Regions from separate parts of the Mus musculus genome. Here region 1 is linked to region 2. Evidence: chromatin loops called from intact Hi-C (ENCODE). Cell type or tissue: left cerebral cortex. All regions are shown on one strand. Each heading gives the region's core, and the rest is flanking DNA. Links, peaks and the distances in the headings are about the cores only. Region 1 has its middle 38 kb from the start of Gm20110. Region 2 has its middle 64 kb from the start of Gm34983.

Region 1 (8,660 bases), core at 235-8,234, 170 kb before region 2:
ATATATAACAAAAAGCAGGAACTACAAAGTCTTCACTAACATTATGCCCTTAGAATTTCCTTCCCTTAAAATATAGCTCAGAAGGGGTCTCTCTAGTGAAGAATTGATGAATAAATGTGTCTTTGCCACATTTAAAAAAAAAAAGGCTGTGAAATGATCAGACTAACAAAACAGGCTAGGCTTGAATGCTGGCCCTGTATCCTTAATCTATGGCCCTAATTCTGGGGATGGAGATACAGATCAGTGACTCAAACCATGCTTAGTATACACAAGGACCTAGATTTAACCCTTGGAACATTTGAACCTAAGTGAATCTATAGTTTCCTATGCCTCCATTTCTCACTGGTAACATAAAGACAATAGGACTTCCTACCTAGTAGGATATTCATGAAGATTAAGTAAGCTAAAACACAGAAATCGCTCTGAGTCTTGGACTCTCCACACTTTAGCTGTCCAAGTCTTTGTTGTAAAGCCAATTACTTTAGAATAGTTATAATTACTTGAAAACTCAAAGAACACCTAATATTGTTTTTAGATGCCCTGTAATTTAAGTAGGTTTGTTTTTTTCCTCCTTTCTGTTTTCTTTTGGGGTGGGAGAAGGGAAAACCTTAAACATAGCTCTGCAAGCACAAAAAGAACACACTTTTATCATCCTATGGGTCACTGAGAGAACAATGTTCCCAGAATGAGGTTGGACTCGCTGAGGAGGGTTTCTGCGGCCCTTTGCTTGGGTTTTCTAGGTCCCGTGCAAAGCATTCTGTTGTATCTGATCACAGCTCAGGCCCAGCTCGAGCGGAAGAACCACCGAGTGATGAGCTGGCTGCCAGGCCCTTTCACTTTAATTGTGGAGCTGGACTAGAAATTACCTAGCAACCACTTGAGTAAATGATAGGGAAAACTTGACAGAGTGGTTTCGCAATCGTAATCAGGCAAACATCTTTACGGTCCCTCTCCTGGCCGTATTTCCGGAGCCCTGTTCATCTGCAAGTCATCAGAATAAGCAGGTCCAATGAAGACTAACAGTGACACAAACACCTCAGAGGGAAGATGCTGAGAAAACACTTGGTCACAAAGACCTTGGGAAAGTAGCCTGCACGTTCGTCGGCGCCTACAAAGACATAGACAGCATTCCATAATGGGATGTCGTGGATGAGAAGTTTTTGTCGTGACACAGAATCAGCATCTTGGACAGATGTAACTGATCCTTAAGAATGCCACTTGAATATTCCTTCTCTTTGCCAGCCACCCAGTGACATGGTTCGGGGTTGGTTCTACCTTGCCCATCTAACTCTCTAAGTGCGTACAGTTGGAAAGTTCTAGGAAGCTGAGCTCAATCCCAGGCACTTCCCTTATAGGCGTGCAGAGACCACAGCATAAACACTTGCGGGAGCAAATTCCAAGTTGCCAAAAGATGATTTAACTACCCCAAATCTATTTACCGAGCAGCAACTAAGTAATGTACATTGGGTTTTGTGCTCAGAGTACAGAATTAAATCAATTTAAGTCCTTGCATTCAATAGCACGTTGCCAGAAGAGACGGCGCTAATGGAAATATAATAAAGCAACATGAAGCCTTTCTGCGTAAGAACGGGGTGCTGTGTGAGTACACAGCTAGCAGTTATAGTACTTAATACTTCTTTCGATATAGCTTTCTGCACATATTGACTTTTCCAAATCTCTTGAGAGCCCTAAAAGAAAACTGGGTGCACAGTGCTTAAGTGACTTACGGTCTTTTGCTATTGCCATCTTAGGACAAATGAGTTACATACTAGGAGAATTAAGGTTTTCTGGAAGGAGACCCAACATGCCATGCTGCTTGAGAAGTGAGTTCGACTCCATTAGACATCACGGAGGAAGAGAACCCCGGGAGAAGAAGGAAGCACACCCCAATATGGACACCATTAACCCTGGCAAGAGTGCTTCAGCAACAGGAATTCTACTTCCGTGTCCTCTTCTACGGCTGTGGAAGCTACAGAGCCAAGAGGTCATCCTCCTTCAGACTACCACTTGTCCTACCACAGACCCCACTTTCTAATCCAGGACCCCAGTAGTTGCCACTTCAGTGGCCTGAGGCCCCATGTGGAATGTCTTAAGACCTCATATTAACCTAGTAGGAGTAAAATGGGGTGCTGTCTACTCATAAAGAATGACCTCTACAGGGATGTGATGCCAACGGCCCCTGGAGGCGCAGGTTCAATACCCACAGACCCACATGCAAATCCTTTTGAGGGGCTGTACAGAGATGGGGTAGAAAGCTAAGGCTGGTGAGTATTCTCTATACTCTCCTAGGTTCTGACACTCTGATACTAAACTCTAGAGTCTACGAATCTCGACTCTAAAGTTAGCTTTAGGAAGCATTTTACAGGTGGCTTGGGTTTTAATCAAAAATAGAGGTTACGTATTTTATTATAAACTCAGGAGTGCAGTACACCTCATTTCAAGCAAGCTGTATCTCTTTTGCATTAATCTGCCTTATTTCTGTCATCTGTAATCCTTCTCTGACCCACCCCCTTCTCTTGTGCCTTCTCTGTTAGCCTCATGGATACACTTTAAGAATTTAGAAATATGAGGTGTGGTCTTTATTTATTCCCAAGCTCTGGGCTTTGCAAATGTTTAGGACTAGATAGAAGGGGATTTGTAACTATTTGTTGGGGAGATTAAAGGTAAACAAAAAAAAGCTGGAAGGTAAAATTTGAAGCAGAGAAAAAGAACATGGCGTTCAGAAGAGCACAGGCGCACCTATGCGAATTGCTAGCCGGCAGGTTGAGTTTGATTGTCAGAGTAATGAAGACCAGAAAGGAGTCCCAGCTGAAGAGCAGATGCTGGGGTTGGAGAACCAATCTGCTCTGCTCGCCAAAGAAATACCACACACACATTTTTTTCTCTCTCATTCCATTTGCTTCTATCTAGAGTTACTGGGGGGGGGGGGGGAGAGAGAGAGAGAGAGAGAGAGAGAGAGAGAGAGAGAGAGAGAGAGAGAGAATATGAAAATGTCTGTTATAGTAATAAGAATCCAAGAGTCCAAGGAGAAAGGCATGTTGCAGATAGAAGAGCCAACATCTAAGGGGAAACCAGCAATTCTGTCACTCTCAACCAGCTTTCTCTTGGGAGAAAAATGAAATCCAAGCTGAGCCAGGAATCTAGGGACATCAGTAGCAGGGCAGGAAAAAGGAGCAGGTAAAATGAGCCTATCAGAACAGGTTACCAGAAAGCTCAGGTAGGTCCTTGCACAAGACACCCAGCATATTTGGAATGAGGCTTGACAACCCCCCCCCACCCCCCGTCTCTGAGTTGTGTAACTCACTGGAGGGGTCAGCAGATGACTCCCAGATGTTAGCTGGCCACTAAGAGGAAGGCTTGTGGCCAGGTGTACAGTTATCAATGGTGGGCTGTCTGTTGATGTACCCTGCAAGGCTTTATCTACTCATAAGTGATTGACATTGGACAAACAGTATTCCACATTTGTAATGTAGAGCTATAGCATACAGCTCTATGGTAGCTATTGATCACATTTTCTCACTAAAAAACAATATAATTACTTCATGGGAAACTATATTATTACGACTTTGTATAGTTTGTTGTGGAGGAGTGGCAGGGAACAGTAGCCAAAACTTCATCTGTACCCTCTATAAACAATACCTTCCATAAACAATAGGTCTTTTCCCATCCTACAGTAGAGTCAGGTCATATGGATTGTCATCTATCAGACTCCCACAGTAAGACTTGAAACTATGAGTCGATGAAGCACGATGATGAGATCAACAGAGATGCAGAACATTACAGGAGCAGCCTCTGAGATGTCCAGAGGCATAGCCGAGACAAGTAGCAGAAATTCTGGGGCAGGCTCTTGGCCCAACTGCCCCAGGAGAATGATCTTGGAGGTAGAAGATGCAGCCCACTCTTTTCCCAAGCACCAACCTGCAGCCTCCCCAACCCCCAGCTTTCCATATCCACTTAAGTCAACCCCCAAGTTCTTCCCTGTAAAATGAACCAGTGAGCCCGCTTCCCCTCCAGTGTCCTGAGTAGTTCTTGCCTCCAAGCGGTGATTGCTGGCAAGTTTAAAACCATGAACTGATGCTACAAGTTATTTGTAAGAGAGCACAGTTTATGCTGGGAAAGTGGTGTCTTCCCCATTTTTAGCTAAAGACACTTCACACAATGCCACCTTTCAACATTGTGACTTCTTGTCAAATCCCCCAGTGTGCTAACTGTTGCAAAGCCACTTGGCTATCAGTTTACTACAGAATGGGGTCTTCAAAGAAAAGAGAACTTTTTTTTTAATCTCTGAAGTCCAGTGATTCCTGATAGGACTGTGAAAAGCAAGGAGGTGAGAGTAAGGATGCTAATTTGATGAGGTAGGGAAGCCTGCATTATGGATGGAAGAGGGATACCAAAGAGCTTAAGTAGTGAGCTTGACAAACCAAGCCGGAGAAGTTAATTCATTGCCCTACCCCCACCTCCGGAGCCTTCCATCCTGGTTACTGATCACACTGAAGTAGAAAGATTCTCCTTCAAAATGTCATTTTGAAAATTAGAAAAACATACACACATATGCAACTACGCAGATGTTCCTATGCCTCCTCCTCCTCCTCTTCCTTCTCCAGTCTCACAGGAAACACATGTCTGTGTTGTCCTAAGTCCAGTTACTAATTAGCATGTTTCAGTAGCACATTGTAGAGAGGATGGAGAGGACTTTAAAGGGATTCCTTCCTTTCAAATGGAGACAGCTGGTCTTAATTACCAAGCAGGAAGAGAATGTGCCAATAGATCCTTGAAAAGCCAGAGTGCAGCAAAATGCCCGGGAGTCTTTGGTGTCTGCTGGAAGGGCTTCTGGCTAAAGGTAGGAAGGAGCTGCTACTATCTACAACTTTACCTTATGCCAGCAAGCAGCTGTCTAGATTCCTCACCCTGCAAGGAGGTGGGAAACTCTGCCCAAGAGCTCAAAAACGCAAAGGTCATTTCACACCATGCGTGCAAATTTCATAAACATGAGGTCAGAGCTGGGAAGTTAAATACATCACCCTCCCTCAAAGATGCACAACTAGATAGAAGCTAGGACCCTTTCCTTTTAAAACCAACACCAAGGACAAATGAACCAAAGTTCATCTTTATAATTAATGCAAGGACGGTTGGTCCACGCATCCTAAATAATTCCTGGAAAAGAAAAATATCTTAGGACTCGTAAGTGTCTCAGGGGGAGGAAAAAAAAACAAACAAACAGAAAAAAACACCACTTTCTTGGCCAAGCTTGGTGACCTACATTCTAGCCTAAAAAGAAGAGAAATGAATATTGCAGCCTGTTCTCTGACTTCCACAGGGGCATTGTGACGTGTACCACCCCTAAACAATCTTTCAAGAAACCTTTTTTTTTTTTAATAAAGGTGTTTTTCTTAAATCGTTTTTATGATAGCTACTATCAGCAAGCATGCACATAGGACCTGTGTTGTGCAGCTTTTATGAATATTTATTACATATAGCAATACTGTGAGAACACTGAGGATCTGCCCCCTAACCACTGCATCAATGGATATCATGGCTCTAGTGAATGAGGCTATAAAGATAAGATAAGCTTAAGATAGCTGAAGGGCTTGCTAGAAGGAGGCTTTATAGAGCTGGATTTGAATATGAGAATGTGCCCACTAGCTGAGCTGAATGCCCCCACCTATGCATCATGAGAACAAATGCGTCCAGTTATGTTTGAATTATAAAATAACCATTTCCTGATTTACTGAAAGCATGATTCCTTCTTTTTTGAGGTTTTTTTTTTCCTCCTTCATTATTTCTATTTTCAGCAATACAAAAACATTTTGAAAAGCAAAGGCAGTGTTCCTCTATTCCAAATATTCAACTTTAAAAGACAAAAATAATAACTTATAATAACTGCGTGATAAATGTAATGACTCAAATACTGGTTGAAAACCCACTTAACACCTACATTCGCTGTCTGGAAAGTTCCAAACTTCATCATTTTTTTAACAAAGCCTAAAAAACTCACTTGGCATTTCTTGATGTCAAAGAAAAAGTAATTTCTCAATCTTTGTTTTTGTTTGTTTGTTTCGTTGGTTGGTTGGGTTTTTGTTTTGTTTTGTTTTTAAGTGAAACACCTAATTTTTGGCAAGAGACTAAGCCCAGATCCTGCTCAGCATGGGCACAATAAAGACATGCTGGTTGACTTCATGAGCACAGAGGGACAGTGTCTGGTTCATAGTAGATGGTTTCTTTATGAATGGGACATTCAACAATAGGTTTGGTTTGGTTTTGACTTGTTTTTTGAATGCAGATCCTGGGAAGCTCTTTAGTGCTTGGAATGATGGCAGAGAGTAAACATTTGCCAATTATATGTGACCAAAGAAGGAAGCAGCATCACGTTTATGTCATGGAGAGGCCTGAAGAGTGACACAGAATGAGCAGCATCAGGTTAGATCATCTCAGCAATGCCTGGAGTTATGTCAAGAGTACAACACTGCCCACTCTGAGATAACGGCAGCTTCCTTCAAGGCTGGCTCCGTGCCTGCTTTCTGTTGCTGGCTCTGTGACAGATTCCGGTTCTTGACGTGTCTCTCTTGCTAGCTTCCTAGCTCCATTTTGCATCTGAACTCTGGCTTATGCTGTTTCCTCTCCCTTCTCTTCCATCTTAGAAGTTTCAGCCATTACTCAAGTCATATGCCAGTCTTACCTCCACTGCATCCATATATTTGAACCAGTATTATCAAAAGTAAGATGGTGCCACTCACTTCTTTACTCGGGGAACTGGTTAATACCAGCCTCTGCAACTCCCAAATCTTCTCTTGTCTCCTCTCCTCAACCTTCATCATATTATCACACCATTGATCCTCCTGCCTCGGCTTCAGCAGTGTTGGTACTGCCATAACTGGCTCCCATATCTTTTCTACTTGCCAGTAGGTGGGGTTTCTGTGCAAACCATCATATTCAATAGAGTCTCCAGTTTGGGGCATTAGGATATCCTCAGTCCCATTGCCTTCAGTTTGTCTGCAATATTGAAAATGACTCTGAAAAAAGTCAGGTTTGGTTAATGATACAAGAAGTTTCAGGATGATTGGTATTGACAGCCAAAACCTGGGATAACATCTGCTTAACTTCGAGAGGTAGATGGAGAGCTGTGTTAATGCAGTTCATGTATAGGGGCCAATTAACGTGGAGGAGTATGAACGTGATGGAGAGAGGCCAAGCACCCATCCTCTAACGTTTTACAAGTCGAGAGCTATTAAACTCTTTAACCTCACTTCCCTCTTTAAAAGATGAAGATAGGAATTGGATCTATCTCATAGAGATTTGTTTGCAAAGATAACACAAGGACACGCAGCAACTGAGACAGAGAAACCTCACCAAAAACCACATGAGATTTATGCTATCACTAAATACTTAAGCAAGAACTCAAATATTTAGAAGCTGCAGTGGACTGTAGCAATGACACATGATGTCTTCAGTAAAAACTAGTTTGTTCCCAGCACTTGGGAGGCAGAGGCAGACAGATTTTCTGAGTTCAAGGCCAGCCTGGTCTACAAAGTGAGTTCCAGGACAGCCAGAGCTACACAGAGAAACCCTGTCTCAAAAAAACCGCAAAGAACAAAAAAACAAAAAAACAACAACAAAAAAAGAAAACTAGTTTGTTCAATTTAGCTTTTACAAACACATAGTCACTTAAATTACTTAATATTCAACTACATGTGGTTGAAATTTGACCCTTATATCCCACTCTATAAAAAATGTATGTATCGGCTATAAAATAAGAGAAAATAAAAGCTTGAACAGGTCAAAACAAACAAATGAACATGGGAAAAAGAGCCCAAAGAAAAGGCACAAAATGCCCAGACAAGGCATTATGGGAAAACAAACAAACAAAAACAACAACTCTAAAACCAACTTTGAGTTCATCTTGTATTGACCATACACTGCTGGACATGGAGTCTGCTCTGGAGTGTGGTTTGTATTGGAGAAAACTAATTTTTCTTTTGTGCTTGGTTATTAATTGAAAATCATTTCTGGATGAGGACATATGTATCCTTCTCTCAGGACTGGACTCCATCTTACTTGGGCCTGTGCAGGTCCTGTGCATGCTGTTACAGTCAATGTGAGCTCATATGAGTGCCTAAAAGACTATGTTTCCTTGGTGTCTTCCATTCCCGTTGGCTTTTATTATCTTTCCGCCTCTTCTTCTGCAGGGTTCCTGAGCCGGGAGGAGAGCAATTTGATGGAGGTATCCCATTTAAAGACAGTGTTCCAAAGTTTCTCAGATAAAAGACTTAAATGTTAAGTCAGAACTACCACAAGAATATAGGAAGATCGCCACATCTGCATAAGCAGCCTCTCTTTCAAAGGACAGACATCCACCATGCAGGACACTGACATAAAAACAGACAAACAATATGGTACCAAAGGAAAAAGTGTTTTCCCAGCAAAGGAAATAGCCAGCAGAATATAGAGGCAACAGAGAAATAGGCAAAAATACAAACTATGCGTCTAATACATATTTTAGCACCGTATTCACTGTCCAAACATTGTAAGATATAAAGAAATTTTAAACCAACAATTCACAAATAATCAAACTTGAAAATAGGCTAAGGCCAATACATTTCAAAAGAGTAAATTCAAGTGAATAACAGGTTTGGAAGAAAATGTTCAGCTATCTGTGGGGGAGA
Region 2 (8,660 bases), core at 157-8,156:
ACAAGATTTTTTTTTTCCTTTTGTGTTTTGTACCTCATTGTGAAATGAACATTCAGTGGTGTAGATTTCTTCCCACCATCAAGGCTAGAAGTTTAACAGAGATAAATCATCAGTTCATACCACCAACTTTAGGATCGTCGATGTCTAGTTATCTGCTTTACGGATTTTTTTTCCTAATTTAATATCTATTAAAAAATGTTTCCTTTTATATCATTGTCGTGATTGCTTTTATGAGCCATCTAAACCGAGCTAAGGATGCCCACATCACTGGTAAAATATCTCTGGGAATATGTTAGGATATTTTCAGATGAGTCTATCCTTTGAATCAGCAAAGGCTAAGCAAAATACATCCTCAACAGGGCAGGCCAGCATCATTCAGTCTACTGAAGGCCTTAATGGAACAAAAAGATACAGGAATGGTGAGTTCACTCTCTACTTGAGCTGAGACCCATCTTCTCCCTGCAGAGGGATCTGCCCTCCAGATTCTTAGGCTCAAGCTTGGACAGGCACTACCACCACTGGCCTTCTCTCTTCCCAAGCCCAAGCCTTTCAAATGAGACTGAGACTCACATCACTGGCATTGTAGTTGTTGGGCCTCTGGAATTGATAGCTTCTGTGGTTCTCCAGCTTACAGATGGTGGATAATAGAACTTCTTGCTTCTATAATCATATGAACTAAGACCTATAATAAATTATCACCGGTGTCAATGAATCCACCTATATCTATATGATTCCTATGGGTTGTATCTCACTGAAGAACCCTGACCAATACTCATCATACTTGATTTTAGGTCCTGTAATGAATAAGCCTAATTCATCTTTCTGGTCGTCTTTTCCTCCTAGGTACAGTTCCATCTGCTTTTCTCTTTTCTTTGGGAAATGCTTATACCTTACACCAGCACATACATCAGGGAGCCATCAATTATAGTAACCGATCCATATATCAGAGGCTGGACCCTCTGGGCAAACTAAAGATGGCACTTCAGGAAAAAGGGCCACCCCTCTCTGATACAAAGGCTTAAGATGCTAATCTGAAAGCATGCAAGAAGAGGTGACCTGGTGAAAAAGTCCTAGCTGCAAACATGTTACGAAGAATGAGGCTAGACAAGAAAGAGGCCTGACATCACTTGGGTCCCTGTGTCCAGTGGCCCTATGTAGAAGAATTTTAATCCAACAGCACGGCTGCTCTGGGACGGGATCAGGGATCACATCCAAACGCTTTCTGTGTCTGTGTGATCCGGCTGGAATGACACATCTTTAATCCCTCTGGCTGGAATACAGACACATCCTTAGTAAACACCTTTAATCACAAACAATCAAGGCAAACTTAGTTTGTGGAATAAGGCAGCTATTTTTGAAAGTGATATCTAATTGAGGGGGCAGACAAAGTGACAAATCAGAGAAAGATTTGACAAAATTAGTCAAAGACAGGATAGTCCCAACTCTCATGAGAAGAGACAGGAAAGACATGCTACTTACCAGAGCAGCTGAGAGAGAAAGGGATGGAGCGAGGTAAGTTGGGGGGCGGGGGGTGAGAAGTTTCTACTGGGACAATTTTACAGAGACAGGTTGTAGGTGAAGACAGAGTGAGCCAGAGAATAAAAAGGAGCCAGAAGATTAGATCAGATTGCCAGAGTTAGTTTGAGGCCAAGCAGAGCAATTTAGTCAGAAGCCAGCTTAAATCAATCAGCTTGGAGAAGAGTTTTAAGCCAAGATGGCTGACTTAAACCAGCCAGCCAGGGTTCAGAAAGAACTAGAAAGAATGGGCTTATTACAACAGTAAGACTCAGACAGGGACAACAATTATATCTGACGATGAAAAGTTGCTTTTAGAACTCTGCAGAGCCAGTTACATTCTCTACTACTCTTTTCTTTCACCTACACAGCTGCAAGTTGCATTTCTGTCACTTGCAATGAAAAGTCATAATTAATATGTTTCATAAAGAATGCCCCATTGAGCTAGTCCATTTTTCTTTTAATGAACAAAGCAGTCACAGAACTTTGACTTACAGTCTGTGCTCCCTGCAAACTATGATGGCACATGGCAGATGCACAGATCTTGTGGGAGTAACCAACCAATGTCTGTTTTGGTTTATGGCCCACTCCATGAGAAGGAGCCCATACCTAACACTGCTTGGGCAGCCAAGCACCTGATACTAGGTAGGCCCGAGACCTACTACAAACCTAAAACCGAATGCAACTGGCCTAAACATAATGTAGTAATAGTCAAAAGTCAATAAAATGATATGCCGCTATATTCATGGATCAGTGTATTATCCAGTCATCATCAGAGAGGATTACTCTGACAGCAGCTGAGAACAGATGCAAAGATACCCCTCAGAACTCAAGGATTCCTTTATAAAAGCAGATGGAAAGAGTGTAAGAGTCAGAGGGGATGGAGGCCACCAGGAGAACAAGGCCTGTGAATCAGTCAGGATGCATATGAACTCACAGAGACTTCAGCAGCAAGCAAGGAGCCTACATAGGTCTGCACCAGGTCCTCTGTGTACATACTATAGCTACTAACATTGTGTTTCTAAGGGACTCCCGACTATAGGAATGAGTAGGTCTCTGACTCTTTTGCCTACACTCGGGACTCTTTTCTTCCTGTTCGGTTGCCATGTTCAACTTCGATATGAAAGGTTTTGCTTTATCTTAGTATATTTTATTTTGTCATGTTTGGTGGTTGTCTCTTAGAAGCCTGTTCTTTTCTACTGAGAATCAGACAGGAAGTGGGTCTGGAAAAGAGGAAAGGTAGGGAGGAAGTGGGAGAAGTAGAGGGAGGGAGGGAGGGAAAATTATAATCAGGATATATTATATGAAAGAGAATCTACTTTCAGTAAAAGTCAGGAATAAATAAGATTAGTTGGGAGAAAATCTGAACCGCTGTCCAAATGAAACTGGGCTTAACACATTTCTTCGATTTCTGAGATTTGGGTCTGGGTACCATCCAGAAGTCACCAGCATTAATGACCTATGGGTCAAGCTCCACATGGTACCATGCTTTATTTTTCTAACTCCTGAATCCAGATGAGGTCACCATGGTGACCTCACTCTGACGTTCCGATGAAAGGAAGTATAGTTCTGAGTGAGTCAATGGAGAGGCGAGTCTCCCTCCTCTAATGCTATTTCCAGGCAGAAGGCTAAGTGGGGGTAAGATTCCAAAGCCAGCTCACCATACACACCAGTAAGCAATGTGTTACTTCTCTGGAAGATCTGCCTGGAGGCCCTAAAGGTGACTCCACAAACACCTCGGCTACTCCCACCAGTGCTCATATTTTCTTGCTGCAATAGCAGCCACTCCCAGCTCTGGTTTGGGTCCAACACACAATGCTGGTCCTCTTTAATACCAGCCTTCTGCAGTGAGCTCACATCCTCCCTCTCTCTTCCTCACCCTCTGACTCATAGCGCTCAGAGCCTTAAGATGTGAAAACTTGTTGGATCAGCTAGACTGGAATTGCCAACCACCAATGGGCCAGCCTTCTGTGAAAGCGAATCTCACTTTCTTTGTTTGTTCCAAGGCTCTGGGTTACTTAACTTGATCATAAAAGGCCCCAGCCCCAGCCCCAGCCCCAGCCCCAACTCATTTTTTCTACCACCAAAAACAAAAGAGTTCTATGTCTTTAAAAGGTAAAGAAAACATGCCTTTCATAAGTCAAGTTTACTCTGGCATCATCTTAAGAAAGACATCATCCGTGTACATTTCAAACTAGTAGCCAGGTCATGGGCTTCTTCCCAGGTACTGTTTTTTAATACAGATTTTTTTTTTTTTGTCTTGGCTATGATTCAAATGGTTTGAAGGAATCCCAGTGCAGAAAGGTAAGAGCTATCAAGAGAGAGAAACTGAGCTGGGGTGGAAATTCATGGTAGATCCCTTTCCTACCATCATTGTTGTTATTTTGTGCCATTTGGTTTTATATTGTATGGGTTTGTTTGAGATGGGGTTTTGCTACATAGCCCAGGTTGGCTTAGTGTTTGCTATGTAGCCCAAGCTATTCTCAAGAAATGGCAATCTTCCTGCTTCAACCTTTCAATTTCTGAGACTATAAGCATATACTACTTGCTATATAACCTGTATATTTATCAAAAAATACTTGTGGGCTTTATCATAAAGTATTTTGCCAGTAGAGAACCAAAAATCTACCAAAAAAAAAAAAATGAAGCTCACATAAGAAAACCATTCGTCACATCCCACAACTTTTCAGAATTTTTCTCACATACCTGTTTTTAGTTTTGTTTTGTTTTGTTTTGTTTTGTTTTGTCTTGTCTTTTAAAAAAAAACTATTAATCTTAGACATCTGGATAAATAAGTACATTATATTGGAGGTTTGTATTTAAAACCAAGTTGGCATTTTATTATCTAAGTCTCCCAGTCCACAGATTAATAAATCAAGCAATTTTTAACCAAGACTAAGGTCAAGCTTATTTTGTTCATGGCCCAGGAACACTGGAGGCCTTGACACTTAACGGGGCATTTTTCATTTTACATGCTGTTTATGAAATTTGGTTTGCTCCCAACACATGAAACTGTGATAACTCTTTTTGAGTTGTTCAAGGAAGAACTGGGAGGTGGGAGGATGGGAAGGGGAGGGAAGAAAATCATAAGTTAAGGGCCAGTTTGGCCTATTTTGAAAGTTATGGAAAACCTGGGCTATATAAGAAGACCTTGTCCAAAAAAGATAAAGGAAGGAAGGCTAGAGAAGAGGAGGAGGAGGAGGAGGGGGTGGGGGAGGAGGAGGGGGAAAGGATTTTCTCTGCAATAAAATTCTGGTCCCCTAGACTTGAGCCTACAGTAATCATCAGTCTATAAAACAAGATGAAATCAAATAAATTAGGCTCAGCTACATTTTACAGCACTGTCTGCCTCGCTGGCCTGAACACTCTGGTTTCAAGTGGTCTTTTTGAGAAAGTAATTATCTGTGACAATATTAGCTTTCAGTTGCATTCCATGAACACTCAAGTTTCTCAGCCCCTTAACTCAACCTTTCAGACAACAGGTTCGCCATCAACAACCCCAGCACTTGTTCACCAAAATAAAATGATAAACAAGGAAACACAATCATATAGCTAGCTCTGTTTGTAGGTTGGTACACTTTTGGAAAATTTATGCCCACAAAATAAAACTGAAAATGTTTGGCAACTGTCAGTCAAAGAGAGACCTGAAAGAACTCACGGTTCTGAGGTACTCGTTAATCCCCTACATGGTCAGTGACTGGAAGTTGAGCCTTGCATTCTGACACAAAAAGAGGCAGGTTGGGTTCTTCAGTCATGCTTAGGCCTCATTTTCAAATTCTCTACCATAACCCTTCCTCAGGTGGTTCATCTATGGCAGTGTTGCTTAGAAAGACAATTCAAAGTTGACAATATAAGATGGGCCAATGAAAGAGGTAGGAAGTTAGGCCCAGATCTTTCTGAGCCCAGAACTCACAAAACCAGTGTTTTGCTGCTGTCTTTCAAAGATGATTTGGGATGGATATTTATGAAAAAATCTCTAGGAACCACCTCAACTGTCACAATGCAGGGTGTAAATGACCATGGAGGGCTCAAATGTGATACCTGGTGACACACTTCCAACTAAGGCTCAGGAAAATTCACAGAGAAAAAAAGCCCAAAAGGTTGAAAGGGGAACAGAATTATTCCTGGTAATAAGGTAAATAAGAACTCTCCCTCTCCCCTCTCCCCTCTCCCTTCTCCCCTCTCCCCCTCCCCCTCTCTCCTCTCTTTCCCTTCTCCCTTCTCCCCTCTCCCCTCTCCCTTCTCTCCTCTCCCTCTCCCTCTCTTTCCCCTCTCCCTTCTCCCCTCTCCCCTTCCCCCTCTTCCTCCTCCTCCCTCTCCCTCCTCCTCCTCCCTCTCTCCTCCTCTCTCCCCTCTCCCCTTCCTCCTCCTCCTCTCTCGTCCTCTCCCCTCTCCCCCTCTCTCCCCATCTCCCCCCTCTCCCCTCTCCCTTTTGATACAAAGTCTTACTACATAGCCCAGGCTGGCCACAGACTTGCTGCATAGCCCAGGCTAGCCTGGAACTTGCATTATGTTCCTATCACCTACTGAATGCTGGGATTGCAGGTGTCCGGCTTCAGCCCCAGCCCCAGGCCCTTCCTGATCATTTGTGGAACCTGTGGTTCTTTTTCAGAAGAGAATTTCTACAGCCAAAGCTTAGTGTTTTACTGAAGATCACAGAACACACCTTAAAAACAAAAACAAAAATCCAACTAGTCTTGAGTCACTGAGCTCTCAATTTTCATTTTCAGATGTAAGCAGCAAGGCGCCCAGTGTTCCTGTCTGCCTCTGGCATGGACTTTTGTATCTGGAGAGTGGGAGCAGCTCCTGTTACAGTAATTCTCACGAACTCACATGTTTTAAATGAAGCCTGGCTGCGAAGGAAGTCAAGGGGAAATGGAGAACTGCCCGTGATTGCTCGTCCCCAGCTCTGCTCGGCTCGCTCCATTCCGCACACAGCTGGCCTGAACAGAAAGCACTCTCCTAAATTTAGCCTCAGATTCATTTGAAAGACTCTTTCATGTCTTATCACCATCTTGTTGGGTAGCTATGTGGGCTTTTAATTTCCTGTTCTAAAATTTTACACCATCCAAAAATTAAATCAAAATGTTTTTATGTTGCTTTAGGACTCTCTCTCTCTCTCTCTCTCTCTCTCTCTCTCTCTCTCTCTCTCTCTCTCTCTCTCATGAGGCTAGCATCTTGCATCCATTCACCAATGTGGCAAAACCAAGAAGGGAAATTAATCTAACCACTACTTATATTTAGCACCCCAAAGGGAGCTCTGTGTTTTCTACGATGACAGAAAAGGCTGTAGTCTCCAGCAAGCACTGTCTTCTGCTCGCACACTTCCTGATGAGAGGGGATTTTTCAAGGGATGGTCTGTCCTTTGAAGAGAAAGAGGATCCTTCTACCCTGGGAGGTGTTAACCTAAATATTTACATGTGGCAATAATTAACAGGGAAATAGTACACAACACTAACAAAGAACAGACTTGTGGCATACCGTCATAACATTGGAGAACCTTGTCTGATGTTGCGCTAAAAAAAAAAAAAGGTGAGTTCCCTCGTCACACTCAAAGCTGATCTTCATATGAGTGCTAGATGAGTCAGTGACTGGAAGGGCCCAAGGGAAGCTTATGCACAACATGACTTAAGCACAACATGCTTGCACACACTCACACATGCACATACACATGTCCAGTGATTGGTATTTAAGATAATGCTCTTTAACAGCTTATTCAATGTCTTTATGCTTCACTAAAGCCATGTTTTGATTTTTGAAATGATTCAGACTGTTAGTAACAACTCCGTTTCCTACAGAACTTGTTATATTTTGTTTTGGTTTTCTTTAATACTTATTTTTCTGTTTTATTATTTATGTGTATGTGCTGTGTTTGTGTGCAGGTTCCTACAAAGCCCAGCAGGGAGTGTCAGATTCCCCGGCGCTGGTGTTACAGGTGTTTGTGAGGAGCCTGATGTGGGTGCTGGGAATTGAACTTGGGTCCTCTGGAAGAGAGCAGTACATGCTTTAAACACTGAGCCACATCTCTAGCCCTTGTTTTGTTTTCTCTAGACAATGTCTTATAGTATGTAGCACTGGCTGTCCTGAAATTTATTGTGTAGACCAGGCTGGCCTCAAAGTCATAGAGACCTGCCTGCCTGTCTCTACAGTGCTAAGATTGACTCCATCTGCCTCTAAGGTACTTTTAAAAGTGGAACCTAAAACCTAAAAGCCTAAAATAGTTCCTTATTTGTTATAAAATCCAAACAGCTCTGAAAGGCAAAATCAAAAGCTACCCACCTGGCATGGCAATATTTTAATTACTTCCTCCAACATTCTACCACGTGAAAGTATCAGATGTCTGGCCGCTAACCTTTTGGCTACAGAAGGTTGTTATACCTCATAACGATGCCACCAAATATATGGTACGTGGACTATCTTAAGGTACAACCCAATATACAAATATACGTGTGCTTTGTTAACCCTTGTAAAAGCCAAGTACAGTCTAAATATCAAAAGACATGTAGTGCTTATAATAAGTTTTGGGTAAAGATATCATTAAATTTTATTTCTTTGAAGATGCATTAAAAGGGGTCACTGGTACAATAAACTTGTGGTTTCACTGACGTTGTTGCTTAAGATGAGGGTAAATTTAAGTAAACTGTGAGTTAAAACTTTTTTTTTTTTTTTTTTGGTGACTCACAGCACAAGAAAGACTAAAACTTACGAAACCTCTTCCACATATTATAAAGGATGTCTGCATGCCCAGGCAGAAAGCCCACCGGCCGCAGAAGACAGGGTATGATGGCTGTGCCTTCCTTTGGGTCTGCCCAGCACCCAGCCTAACTTTTGAATGTTGCCCTCAAGAAGATTTCTCTGGGATGAAATGAATCACTGACAGCTTCCACCTTTACGTCGGCCATACCCATTGCTGCAGAGAAAAAATGAACGACTTCGAAAGTAGTGTTTACAATCCATGAGAAATCACGTATTTGTATAGATGTTTTTCAGCTGATGAGAAGAAGAGAGGAAACTGTAGAACCATGTCTTGGATTTATATTTTAACCTCGGTGCCTGTCTAGTCTACTTAGAGCTCTCAGAGACTCAAATGGATCCATAATCCCGCTGTATGCTCTGTCTGTTCAAAAAGGAATTCTTACAAACAT

The links. Hi-C counts contacts between places; a loop is a spot of excess contacts. Peaks named below come from ENCODE experiments on the same cell type or tissue, not always from the same donor. Only the 100,000 strongest peaks of a DNase experiment are listed, where the experiment ranks them.
Region 1: a loop joins it to region 2, with 2.4 times the contacts of the local background. A loop is called at or near these places in 2 of 42 quality-filtered maps.

What each region holds. Positions count from the first base shown.
Region 1 is chr10:99,566,447-99,575,106 of GRCm38, reverse strand. No RefSeq gene overlaps it. Among named protein-coding and RNA genes, the nearest start is that of Gm20110, 38 kb to the left of the region's middle. In left cerebral cortex, for the core only: no CTCF peak of the experiment used is centred there; DNase peaks (open chromatin) are centred at 881, 4,622 and 6,519.
Region 2 is chr10:99,391,479-99,400,138 of GRCm38, reverse strand. No RefSeq gene overlaps it. Among named protein-coding and RNA genes, the nearest start is that of Gm34983, 64 kb to the left of the region's middle. In left cerebral cortex, for the core only: no CTCF peak of the experiment used is centred there; DNase peaks (open chromatin) are centred at 3,338, 6,391, 6,794 and 7,044; H3K27ac peaks cover 2,235 bases.